2 separate regions of the Homo sapiens genome follow, and region 1 is linked to region 2. The links are chromatin loops, found by intact Hi-C in ENCODE. Cell type or tissue: CD14-positive monocyte. All regions are shown on one strand. Links, peaks and the distances in the headings refer to the core of each region. The heading gives the core; the rest is flanking DNA.

What was found. A loop is a pair of places that touch in the nucleus more often than their neighbours do. Peaks named below come from ENCODE experiments on the same cell type or tissue, not always from the same donor. Only the 100,000 strongest peaks of a DNase experiment are listed, where the experiment ranks them.
Region 1: a loop joins it to region 2, with 2.7 times the contacts of the local background. A loop is called at or near these places in 1 of 110 quality-filtered maps.

Annotation. Positions count from the first base shown.
Region 1 is chr15:65,472,483-65,477,482 of GRCh38, forward strand. DPP8 (dipeptidyl peptidase 8) reads right to left here. Exons shown (of 20, transcript NM_130434.5): 12 at 1,727-1,806. Among named protein-coding and RNA genes, the nearest start is that of DPP8, 43 kb to the right of the region's middle. In CD14-positive monocyte, for the core only: no CTCF peak of the experiment used is centred there; no DNase peak of the experiment used is centred there.
Region 2 is chr15:65,659,071-65,667,622 of GRCh38, forward strand. It overlaps DENND4A (DENN domain containing 4A), which reads right to left. Exons shown (of 33, transcript NM_001320835.1): 29 at 8,379-8,552; 30 at 6,275-6,392; 31 at 5,490-5,652; 32 at 5,260-5,324; 33 at 53-2,917. The coding sequence ends at 2,781. It also overlaps a transcript of SLC24A1 not described here. Among named protein-coding and RNA genes, the nearest start is that of SNORD13E, 34 kb to the right of the region's middle. In CD14-positive monocyte, for the core only: no CTCF peak of the experiment used is centred there; a DNase peak (open chromatin) is centred at 2,061; H3K27ac peaks cover 420 bases.

The DNA.
Region 1 (5,000 bases), core at 1-5,000, 190 kb before region 2:
CAGAGACAGGGTCTTATATGTTGCCCAAACTGTTACTGAACTCTTGGCCTCAAGCGATTCTCCAGCCTTCATCTCCCAAAGGGCTGGATTACAGATGTGAGCCACTGTGCCCAGCCAGTAAACGCAATTTATAATGTAGACACAAGTAGTCTATAATAGATTTTTAAGTTACTTTTCAAACCATATGCTAACTTACAACTTTTGCTAGGCTCTAAAACTATGAATATGCCCCTTTCTCATCAAGGAGCAATAATACATTTTAAAATGGTGGGCTTGGCCAGGCGTGGTGGTTCACACCTGTAACCTCAGCACTTCAGGAGGCCGAGACAGGTGGATTGCTTTAGCTCAGGAGTTTGAGACCAGCCTGGGCAACATGGCGGAATCCCGTCTACAAAAAATACAAAAATTAGCTGGGTGTGGTGGTGTGTGCCTGTAGTCTCAGCTACCTGGGAGGCTGAGGTGGGAGGAAGGCTTGAGCCCAGGAGGCAGAGGTTGTAGTGAGCCAAGATTGTGCCACTGCAATCCAGCCTAGGCGACAAAGTCAGACCCTGTCTCAAAAAAGAAAAGCAAATGGTGAGCAGGACGCAGTGGCTCACACCTGGGAGGTGGCAAGGTGGGAGGATCCTTCAAGCCTAGGAATTCAAGACCAGCATGGCCAACATGACGAAACCCTCTCTCCTAAAAATACAAAAATTAGCCGGGCATGGTGGTGTGTGCCTGTAATCCCAGCTACTCGGGAGGCTGAAGCAGGAGAATTGCTTGAACCCAGGAGGTGGAAGTTTCAGTAAGCCAAGATCATGCCACTGCACTCCAACCTGGGCGACAGAGTGAGACTCCATCTCCAAAAAAAAAAAAAAAGAAGAATAGAGGGAAAATAGAGAAGACAGACAGACTAACCTATCACAAGTAAACATGACATGAAAGAAAACTGATAAATGTAGGGGCAAGTAGTAGATAGTTAGGTGTAGTAGGTGTTTAGGTTTGAGACCAGCCCAGACAATATATATGAGACCCTGTCTCTACCAAAAATTTAAAAATTAGCTTGTCGTGGTGGCGTACACCTGTAGTCCCAGCTACTCCAGAGGCTGAAGTGGGAGGATCGTCTGAGCCTGGGAGGTTGAGACTGCAGTGAGCCATGACTGTGCCCTGCACTACAGCCAGGGTGACAGAGCAAGACATTGTCTCACAAAAAAGAAAAGAAAATAACCTTTGGTAATCAGAACACATCTATAAAAGGGCTATAAAATAAATGAGATTTATCATTTAAACTAAGATTATTTCTTTCCAACAACTTGAGTAATTTTAGGCCGTAACTTAATATTTTAAAAATACTGGGGTCGGCTGGGCGCAGTGGCTCACGCCTGTAATCCCAACACTTTGGGAGGCTGAGGAGGGCGAATCACAAGGTCAGGAGTTTGAGACCAGCCTGGCCAACATGGTGAAACCCCGTGTCTACTAAAGATACAAAAAAATTAGCCGGGCGTGGTGGCACATGCCTGTAATCCCAGCTACTTGGGAGGCAGAGGCAGGAGAACTGCTTGAACCCGGGAGGTGGAAGTTGTAGTGAGCCGAGATCACCCCATTGCACTCCAGCCCTAGGCGACAGAGCAAGACTCTGTCTCGGAAAAAAAAATACCGGGGTCATATTAAATTACATTACTCATTTTTAGCACTGCATTCACACAGTAATACTGACCAAACATATCAGTAGAATAAAATAACATACATTAGATCCATGCCGGCCAAGAACTTCCCATTCACCACTGGTAATTGCTATCTCCTCTTTGATAGGACACTTGAAATCACCTGAAGATAAATATAATTATAATTCAGTACATTATACCAGACTATAAGCAAATGAAACAATTAAGAACAGTACTCTAAGCTCTTTTTTCCAAAAAGTTATGTTTGGGGTAATAAAAATGTTTTGGAACTAGACAGAGATGATGGTTGCACAGCATTGTGAATGTACTAAATGCCACTGCATTGTTTGTTTATTTTTATTTTTCATTTTTTTGTAGACAGTCTCGCTCTGTTGCTGAGGCTGGAGTGCAGCGGCATGATCACAGCTCACTGCAGCCTTGACCACTTAGGCTCAAGCTTTCCTCCCACCTCAGCCTCCTGAGTAGCTAGAACTAGACACCACTAAACCCAGCAAATTATTATTTTGGTAGCAATGAGGTCTCACTATATTGCCCACGCTGGTCTTGAACTGCTGGCCTAAAGCCCCCTGGCCTTGGCCTCTCAAAGTGCTGGGATTACAGGCATGGGCCTGAATTGTTTATTTTTAAATGGTTAACTTAACGTTTTATGAATTTCACTTCAATAAAAAAAGTCTACAGTTAAAAAAAATCCAAGTTATGAGTCTTTACAATACTCTGGAATAATAATGGAATGATCTATTTAGGTAATGCAAAAACAGCAAAAGAGATTTTTTGGCAAAGCCAGAGGAAAACTCAAAAGCACCTGCATTCTTGAACCTTTGGTTAGACAAAGAAGTCTAATGGATTGACAAAGCATTTCTTTTCGTTGTTTTTTTTTCATAACTTGTTTCTGTTGATTTCTCTTTTTCTTTTTGTAAAACTTTCCCAAGACATTTTCAGATTTAAAAATAAATAAAGTCAGTGTTAAAGGTGTTGGTCAGCCTTCTTACTTGTACCCTTCTACCTCTGACACTGGGGTAAAGGAGGAAGTCCAGGGCAATGCAGTGATATTTCTGCCAGGATACTCCCCCTCCCCTAAACTCAGTAGTTAGTTGAGAGTATGACATTTACAGAGAGAGGCTAGAGAGACCCAAATACCTCTATTCCACCCCAGTGGTAGGTGGAAGTTGGGTCAGCTGCTGCCCCGAGCCAGCTTTATCTTCTGAGTGTGGGCTTTGGAGGAACAGGAGAACTGGCTCTTGGCCACTGTGAGGGGTACAGCTTTGCCACTCAAATATACCTTATTATGGCATTCAGGGAGCCAGGGTCCAGAGCTGCAGGGCTGGGGTCCCTGTCTCACTCCCACATAGGCCATCACATGACCTGCCATAAAGGCATTAAAACCAGCCCGGTGCAATCCATCCCCAGGCACTGAATTAGGACTGGCTTGACTCCCTGGCACTTCTGAGGTAGCCATATCAGCTATTTCAACAAGGCATTTCTTCTAGAAATGCAACAAACTACTTTAAAACTCACAAAAGAAAATGTTTAATACAATTGTTCTTCATTTGCCAAAAAATAACCCAGGTAAGTGTTTACCATAGCAAATGTCAACATGCCCCATTTGTTTTGTTTTTGTTTTTTTCCTGTTCTGCTCTGTCGCCCAGGCTACAGTGCAGCGGCACCATCACAGCTCACTGCAGCCTTTACCTCCCCAGACTCAGGTGATCCTCCCACCTCAGCCTCCCAAGTAGCTGGGACTACAGGCTCATGCCACCACACTTGGTTAATTTTTTTTTGTCTTTTTTGTAGAGATGGGGTTTTGCCATGTTGCCTAGGCTAGTCTCAACTCCTGGACTCAAACAATCTGCCTGCCTCAGCCTCCCAAAGTGTTGGGATTACAGGCGTGGGCCACCTCACCCAGCACCCATTTGTTTTTATGAGCTTCTGTCTTGATGAGGCTCTCTCAGCGGCCTAAGGAACAGCTTAAAAAGTGAAAATCATTTCTCTTTTCCTCACTGCTTATATCTATTGCTGTGGGGAGTGACAGCTGATGACAGGCCTAGGTGGTGAGGCTGTATTAGTGTCTTTCCTAGGGTTCCACGTAAGTTTAAAAAAATATTTTAAACTCGAAGAGCACAAAAAAATTAAAAAATCAATTTAGTACTTTAAATACTATAGACAGAAATTAAAATAAAATTTAATTTTTTTAAAACATAAAATTATATGTTAACATATAGATAACAAATACTAACTGTTTTACATTACAGCTCTTAAGAAAGCAAAGAGGAGGGAGAAGGAAATGAAGTAGATATGAAGGTAAAGGAGGATGACTTGGAGCAAGAAAGACTAAGAGGGCTATTATTAAAAAAGCAGAATATAACAACTATCATCCGAACGTAGACAAATTAAAACCCTGTGCACTGTTAGTGGGAATGTAAAATGGGGTAGCAGTAGCCACTACCGTTGGTGTTCCAATGGTGTAGCTCCTATGGAAAACAGTATGGTAGCCCCTCAAAAAACTGAAAATAGAATTACCATATGATCCAGAAATTCCACTTTTGAGTACATACCCAAAAGAATTGAAAGCAGGGACAGGAACAGATACTTGTACACCCACGTCCACAGCAGCATTATTCACAATAGCCAAAAGGTGGAACCAATCCCAGTGCCCATCAACAGATGAACAGATAAACAAAATGTGGTATATACATACAACGAAACCTTACTCAGCCCTAAAAAGGAAAGGAATCCTGACATGCACTACAAAATGGATGAAACTTGAGGACATTATGCTACGTAAACAAGCCAGTCAAAAAAGGACAAAAACTGTATGACTCCACTAAATAAGACATCTAGAGTAGTTACATTCACAGAGACAAAGTGGCTGCCAGAGATTGGGGGAAGGGGGTAATAGAAAGTGACTATTTAATGGATAGTTTCAGTTTTGGAAGATGAAAAAAATTCTGGAGACAGATGGTGGTGATGATTGCACAACAACATGAACATAATCAGCCGGGTGAGATGGCTCACGCTTGTAATCCCAGCATTTTGGGAGGCCAAGGCTGGTGAATCACATGAGGTCAGGAGTTCGAGACCAGCCCGGCCAAAATACAAAAATTAGCTGGGTATGGTGGTGCATGCCTATAATTCCAGCTACTCAGGAGGCTGAGGTAGGAGAATTGCTTGAACCCGGGAGGCGGAGGTTGCAGTGAGCCGAGATAGCACCACTGCATTCCAGCCTGGGTGACAAGAGCGAGACTCCGTCTCAAAAAAATAAATGAATTAATTAATTTAAAAAATGTATATATATATAAAAACATACTCAATGTCACTAAACTATACCCTTAAAAGTGG
Region 2 (8,552 bases), core at 1-5,000:
GAATACAAATCTGTGCCATTTAGAACATAATGGTAGGACGTAGTAAACAAGCTACATCAGCACAGGACATGGTTTATTGTCAACCATTTAAACATATAAACAAAACTAAGAGTAAGAAAATAAAAGACAGATGCTGTAGCAAAAGGGCATTTCTCTCCAACATGATTGGCCATTATTCTCCAAAATGTATGGTTAACAGAAAATTGAAGAAAAGTTTGTATAGAGTTATTTTAAATGATTGATATTTTCTGGTTTTTTTTTTTTTTTTTTTTTTTTTTTTTGAGACAGGGTCTTGCTCTGTAATCCAGGCTAGAGTGCAATGGCATGATCACAGCTCATTGCAGCCCCAAACCCCCAGGCTCAAAGTGATCCTCCTGCTTCAGCCTCCCGAGTAGCTGGGATTACCAAGCATGAGCCACCATACCGAGCAAATTTAAAAAATTTTTTTGTAGAGACAGGGTCTCTCTATGTTGCTCAGGCTGGTTTTGAACTCCTGGACTCAAGCAATCCTCCCTGCTTCAGCCTCCCAAAGTGCTGGGATTACAGGCCTCCATGAGCAACCACGCCCAGCTCAAGAATGATTCACATTTTAATTTTCTTTTGAACAGGTTTACCACTTTGTATTTGTGTTTTAGGTTTTAAGACTAAATCTGTGCAATAATATTCCCTAGGGATTAAAAGTAGGGGAAATACAACCCTCTCCAAAAGCAGAAACAAAACTTGGGGTGGAAAGAGGAGGTAAAAATTACATTCGCTTTTCCAAATGAGTCTGAATCGTAAAACCATAAAGAATGGTTTTACTCATTCTTTGTCAGCCATTTGAAATCAATAAACTATGATTCCTACATTTTGTTTGTATTACACAAAAAGTAAACAACAATGAAAGCTGTTTTTAAAAGAATAAAAACCACCAACCACAAATAGAAGAGAACCCCAGACGGTTCTCTTGGAGGGATGTTTATCACCAGTGCCAAAAGCCTCCCCCCTCTGAAATGTTTCTCTCAGTTGACAACTTTCAAATGATTTAAAGAACATGAAGAACAAGTAGAACATGAAGCTTGGATCTGAATAGTAAAGAATAATATTGGAGTGGTATTTACAAAGGAGAGGCAGATATATGTGCCTAGCACCAGATTTTTCAAGTAAGCAAGTTCAGCCCCAAACTAACTGAAGTTTTACATTTTTAAACTCTCTCCATTATTTCCCAGAGTTGGAAGCTGTGAAATGTTTCAGCATGGTGCTATTCACTAATGGTGTGAACTCAAAAGGTGGGTTTTCTGCAGCTGAACTGATTCTAAGTCTCAGGACTCCAAGATACCTCCAGTCCAAGTGTCGTGGACTCTACTGGCTTTATACACCTAATTTGGGACTATCCATTTTTTCCTTCTTTAAAGCTGGCTAGGGAATTCCTTCACTAATGATAATGTGTGCAAACACACACACATATTGAAAATCTATAACTAATTCTAGCAGCCAAAAGATGTTTTTCCTTACCAGAAATTACCCAAAGAAAGTTACATTAGAAATAATATGACTAAAAATATATTTTTAAAGCTATTTAATACTCATGATGTCTAAACTTTCAATTTATTGTCTGATTTCTGGATATTTCTGTATTTTAGATTCTACAGACTTCAGATTCTGAAGCTTGTTGAAAAAGCTAAGTTCCTCAATATGGATGAAAATCTATCTGGCTGTACTTTTAGAGGGGAATTTTTCTACTTTTGAAAAAAATTCTGAATATTTATATATAGTATTAACAGAATACCCCAGTAAGTCATATTTCAGATAAATATTCTATAGTATAATTTGCATCATACCCAATATTTTAGATATTAAAATAAGGGTAAAATTTGGAATATAATCACTTGTCTGCATATTTCCCAATGTAAGTTTTCATGTAGAATATTAAAATTTAAATTGATATTTGGATTTATAAGCTGTTTTCCCTGTATACTATACGTATCTATTAGCAATAGAGACAATTTTGGAGTCATGGTATAGTGAACCTCTCTGGCTCTCCTTGCACAAGGCTCCATGAGTCAGTCTGGGCAGTGCACGCTACCCTTGCATAACTCACTCCCCACACTCAGGCTTAGGGGTACTAACATGCAATCCTAGGACAACACTTGACACTAGCACTGACATTTTAAAATTCATTCTCCCAAGTAATAAAAAATATATATATAGATAGATATACACAGAGAGATCTGCAGCTGTACTAATTACTTCAAATAGCAGCAGACAAGGAAAATACACGCTTGCTTGCTTAAGTTTAAATTCATTTTAAGTTTGCTATATTAAATTTAAAAATTAAAAAAATATCAACTTACTATAAACAATTTAAAATATGTATAATACAACTTCATGGTCAAAACATTTGAATAGTCTATGAAAACAGGAAATACGTTCATCTGACATTTCTGTTTAGATTCCATTCATGATTTTTCAATCTGTCTCTTCCAAAAGAAACCATAAAGCAGTTGTCATATTTTATGGCAACTAATTTTGTTTAGGGATTTCCTCATCACAAAAATACTTTATTTCCTATTACAGGGGAGTTAAAGAAGAAGAAAAAAGAAATGAGAAACAAAGTGGCTTTCTCCCCACTTGTCACTATTCTCTTCTTCAAACATTCTGTACATAAGCTGTCTGAGTCTTTTGAACCATTTACAAATTGTATTTTCAAAAATTGAAGAAAAAATATTTAGAGTCTAAAAGTGTTATTTTATACACTGACTATACAATATACATTGAATGTTTACACATACAAATACATCTTAAAGATAAGGTTCTCCAAAGGTTTTTCGACATTCCATCACCCCTGTACTTGGTGGTCTATCACAGTTGTGTGTACTCTTGACTTGACTAGGTGTGAGACGATCGTATGCCATCTTGTACTCTTTATCAAAAGCATCTGCAGAAATTGATAAAGAAATAAAAGAATAAAGAAATTTAGGTCTGATGTTGAAAACTATCAAGTTTCTATAATACTACAGAAACACAACATTAGAGGCCAAGAAGGAATTGCTAGGACATTTCTTTATCCAAAGGACCACAGCTGGATTGCACAGACCAGTGAAACTTAAAGGTTTGAAAATGCCAATTTTTAATTTTACCAGGTACAGATGTTAAAAACCACCAAATACCACACACACTTTTTTGGTACTTTGCTTTGCATACTCAATAAAAACAGTAAAAATAAATAATAGCCTTTTCCCACCAGGATTGACAAAAAGTTTTTTTGCCCATATTTTCTTTACACTAGTCCTTTTATGGTTTCATTTTTTAAATTTAAATTTTGCTTCAACAGAAATTTTTTTTGGTTTGTGTGTCCTAACTTCCTATATTATGGGCTACCTCTGGGAAAATAATCCAAATATCTGAAATCACCATGTAATGATTTTTTTTTCCCTTTTCCACATGGCAACAGATGGAGCTAACAGACTGTTACTTTTATTTTTAAGGACGTTATACCAAGGTCTGTGTGCCTTTTCCCCAGAAGATAGTCCACATGTGACAAAAAGGGACAACAGAGGTTTACAAGCTTCTGCTAAAAGTTTCTCTCAGTCTAGAAATCATGCTAACTTATTGCTTATTTTAAACACATACTGGATAAAAATTTGCCCCTCAGAGAGCCAAATGGGGTATGAATTATAACAATGTCACTAAGATCCTATTTTTCTGCTTTGGGGAGGTGACGGACCTAAGAACATCTTTCCTCTCTGAAACAGTACCACAGTGGTACCCATGAAGGCTTGTTGGAGTTGAGTCAAGTGCATGAGCAAGTGAGCTTCTCTAGCTTGGAGGTCCGGAATTTTTTAGACATTCAAGGAAATCCCACCTTTGGCAGAGGGCTAGAGTAATATCTGACTACAGTCTGGGCTTGTATTAGGTAGGGAATAAAGGGATGGTAACAAGGATCTGAATAATCCTTTTTGGTATCCTCTGTTTCACCATAGTTAAAAGGCCTAGCTCAAATAACACTATTCATGATTTTGGTTAAGTTCTGGCATCTTTCTCAAGTGGCTAGAATGACTATCCCAATGCCATTTAATAGTCTACCTTTCCTAACATTTTATTTTTTATATATATGTGTGTGTGTGTATATATATATATATATATATATTTTTTTTTTTTTATTTTTTTTTTTGGTTAGACGGAGTTTCACTCTTGTTGCGCAGGCTGGAGTGCAGTGGCACAATCTCGGCTCACTGCTGCCTCCGCCTCCTGGGTTCAAGTGATTCTCCTGCCTCAGGCGCCTGAGTAGCTGGGACTACAGGCATGCGCCACCACGCCTGGCTAATTTTGTATTTTTAGTAGAGATGGGGTTTCACCATATTGGCCAGGCTTGCCTCGAACTCCTGACCTCAGATGATCTGCCCGCCTTGGCCTCCTACAGTGTTGGGATTACAGGCGTGAACCACTGCACCTGGCTGATTTTATTATATATTATATTCCCATAGATATTTATGTTTATTTCTAGACTCCCTATTCTGTACCATTGATTTTTCCAGCTCTGCCCCTGGTAGCATTACCCTGATGTAATTACAGTAGCTTCTAGAAAAGAATCACCTTCTGTTGATTCTTTTTTTATCAGATAAGGTCTTGCTCTACAGCCCAAGCTGGCATGCAGCTGCACCGTCATGGCTCACTGCAGCCTCGACTGCCCAGGCTCACATGATACTTTCACCTCAGCCTCCCAAGTAGCTGGGACTACAGCCATGTGCCACCACATCTGGCTAACTTTTTTTTTTTTTTGGTAGAAATGGGGTTTCACCATGTTGCCCAGGCTGGTCTCAAACTCCTGGCCTCAAGCGATCCACCCACCTTGGCCTCCCAAAGTGCTGGGATTACAGACATGAGCTACCGCACCCGGCTCCTTTCAATTAAATAATTTTTCCTGACTAGTCCTTTTCTTGTCAGATTAACTTTTAAAAATTGAAATATAATCCATATACCATACAATTCACTAACTTAAAGTGTACAATTTAGTGTTTTTTTGGTATATTCACAAGATTGTACAACTATCACCACTGCCTAATTCCAGAACATTTTCATCTCACCAAAAAGAAACCTTATACCAGTTAGCAGTCACTCCCTATTCACCCCACCTCTTGGTCCTTAGCAACAACTAATCTACCTTTATATAATTACAGATTTAATATTACTAATAAAGTATAACTACTAATATAAAAATACTTTGAAAACTATTCCATGATATATAAATATTACATATTAGATATAAAGCTAAATTACCTATATCAATGTTTTCTCTTCCCAGTGCCACAAGTGAGAGAAATAGTATTTCTCTGTATAAACTCCTAGGGAGAAAAAGTCATGGAGAAAATATTAGTATCCATATAGTCCATATGTTCCCTATAAAAAATTTAATGCTATCATAAGCATGAGATATTCTAACAAATTACTAAGCAAACAATATGAATCTGCCTAGGAGAACAATATATTCGTCTAAGAGAAGGACTTACCTCTGTCTTTTAAAATGTGGACACTTATTCAGTGTCTCTAAAATCTGACTCATTGGTCCATAGACATCATTCATTTTAATGCTTTTTACCATACTTTTCAACAGTTCCTGGTTAAATGAGTTATCACTTTTTTGCAATAAATGGACCATTGGATATTTTTGGGCTGTAAACGAACAAAAGAACAGATGAAGGAAAATGTTCTGTGTAGAAAGGAGAAAGAAATTAAGCAGCAACTGACAGATATTAAGTTACAAAGCACTAAAAATAAATTAAGGGCAATAGATAAAGAAATAGGAATCCAAGAATGAAGAAAGCAAAAAATAAGACAAATAATGACAAAAAAAGGTCTAAAGCTTTCTGTGGTCTTAAATAGACAATAACTAAGAATATTGTTTCCCTTAATACAGCCTCTGATGAAAATTCTAAATCAGCAGCCTGGGATGGAAACAAATAAAAAATAAGTAAAAAGAAGAAATTGGGATGAGCAATGTGCTGAAAGCTGAATTCTGCAAAACACAACCAACCCCTCCAGCACATACACAGCACCCCTCAAAAAACCAAACCAAAACAAAAAACAAAAAACAAAAAAAAACCCTTAGACCTCCATAGAAGGTAGCACTAAAAAAATCAAACACTCACTCTCAAACAAAAGAGTACGACTTTGACCTGTAAGACAAAAAGTAGTACAGTAAAATAAAAGTCAGTTATACATTGGTTTATGCTATTTAAAGCTAGTAGAGATTACTCTCATATGAACAAAGTCAGCATTCTATGATGGCACTTACTGTGTGCATTCCAGAGAATGTACAAGGGCTGTCCCGGATCCTGATGTAACTTCATATTGTCCCATAACATTTGTATTAAAACATATTTGCTATCTTCAGACATACAGTGGCGGGGAATCTGTGTTATACAATAAACATTCATTAATGATCCTTACATGATAATTTTTCATAAGTATTTTATAAAATTCTTATAAATATTTTTTAGGATGTATATGTGCGAGACAGAAAAGAGAACAGAAAAAGACTGATTTATCTACATTTGATATCTACTACAGGAAGATGGGCTGTGTGGAAAAGCTAATGATCTCTAAAGATCAGATATAACAAAGTACTTGAGATCCGTGAGAAAGGGTACCAAGAAGAACTCATCTTGCTCCTCTTGCTCATGATTGAAAGTCACAGAAAGATAAATCCAGGAGTCCCATCCTATATCATCCAACACCCTGGCCCAGATAACGCTGAGTTCACATCTTTGTCACTCATGTATGATGTACTGAAAATCCGAAGCACATGCACAATCATAGGCATGCAGCACAAGAAGAGAGAAGGCAAGGTTCCTGAACTTAGAGACCACCATTTAGTGGCAGTGGCAGTATATGAAAAAGTAAAGACACTTTTATAAAACAACATACCGAAAATACAAATGAACATATAACAAACAAATGGCCTAAATGTTAAACAAAAATCCAGGGTAAAGGAATGACGAGAGTGGTAGCACATGATTGCAATATGAATTTCAATAGTCCCCCTTTATCCTCAGCAGCTATATTCCAAGACCTCCAATGGATACCTATAACTGCAGATAGTACCGAACCCTATATATACTGTATTTTCCTATACATACATACTTGTGATATTTAATTTATAAATGAGGCACAAAAAGAAATTAACAATAACTAATAATAAAATAGAACAATTAAAACAATATGCCAGCATCACTGCTTTGTGCCATTAAGTAAAACAGGAGTTACATGAACACAAGCACTGTGATACCATCACAGTGGGTCTGATAACAGAGATGGCTACTCAATGATTAACAAGCAGGTGGCATACACAGCGTGGATACACCGAACAAAGGGATGATTCACATCCCAGATGGGACAGCACGAAATTTCATCATGCTACTCAGAACAGCATGCAATTTAAAACTTATGAAGTGTTTCTTTCTGGAAGTTTCCACTTAATATTTTGAGACCACAGTTACCATGGGTAACTGAAACCTCAGAAAGGAAAACCATGAATAAGGAGGGACTGCTGTATAGATATCCTTAAAAAGTGTTAGGCTTGGGCTGGACACAGTGGCTCCTGCCTATAACCCCAGCACTTTGGGAGGCTGAGACAGGAGGGTCACTTGAGCCCAGGGGTTAGAGGTCACAGTGAGCCATGACCACACCACTGCACTCCAGTCTGGGTGACAGGGCGAGACCTTGTGTCAAAAAAAAAAAAAAAAAAAAATTAGGCTTGTTTTGAAAGAAGTACAAGATGTAAGTGGGCCTAACTCACAAATCTGCTTCCTAAGAGTCATTTCCAGTTTATTCTTGAAGCAATAGCAAAAATTCAAGTACGTTTAATGTAAATTTTAGGAGAAGGCAAAAAAAAAAGACTCTTATTGCTAGCCTGTAAGAAGAAAATATTATTTGTAAATACAACTAAAACAATTCTATTTATCTAATGACCCAGAGGGCTATTAAAAATATTTAGCATAGGCTGGGCACGGTGGCTCACGCCTGTAATCCCAACACTTTGGGAGGCTGAGGCAGGTGGATCATAAGGTCAAGAAATCAAGACCATCCTGGCCAACATGGTGAAACCCCGTCTCTACTAAAAATACAAAAATTAGCTGAGCGTGGTGGTGTGTGCCTGCAATCCCAGCTACTTGGGAGGCTGAGGCAGGAGAATTGCTTGAACCCTGTAGCTGGAGGCTGCAGTGAGCCGAGATAGTGCCACTGCACTCCAGCCTGGCGAAAGAGTGAGACTACGTCTCAAAAAATAAAATAAAATAAATTTAGCATAAAAACAGACCTTACTTTTTAATCATTAGGAATATGCAAACATTACAATGGTAACAGAAGCATTCATTGCCTTTTAATTTTTAGTCTCATACCTTTGAATACTTGTTACAGTGCTCAGAAGAAAGAATCAATCCAGGTAAGTTACTGGGCAAGTCAAGACGTCTGAAATACCATACCAGGTTCCAAAAAACAATTGGATGATGGTCCACAAAGTCTGCTACTGTTATTGCATGATCACCTTCATTTTCCAATAAGCTTTCAAGTTC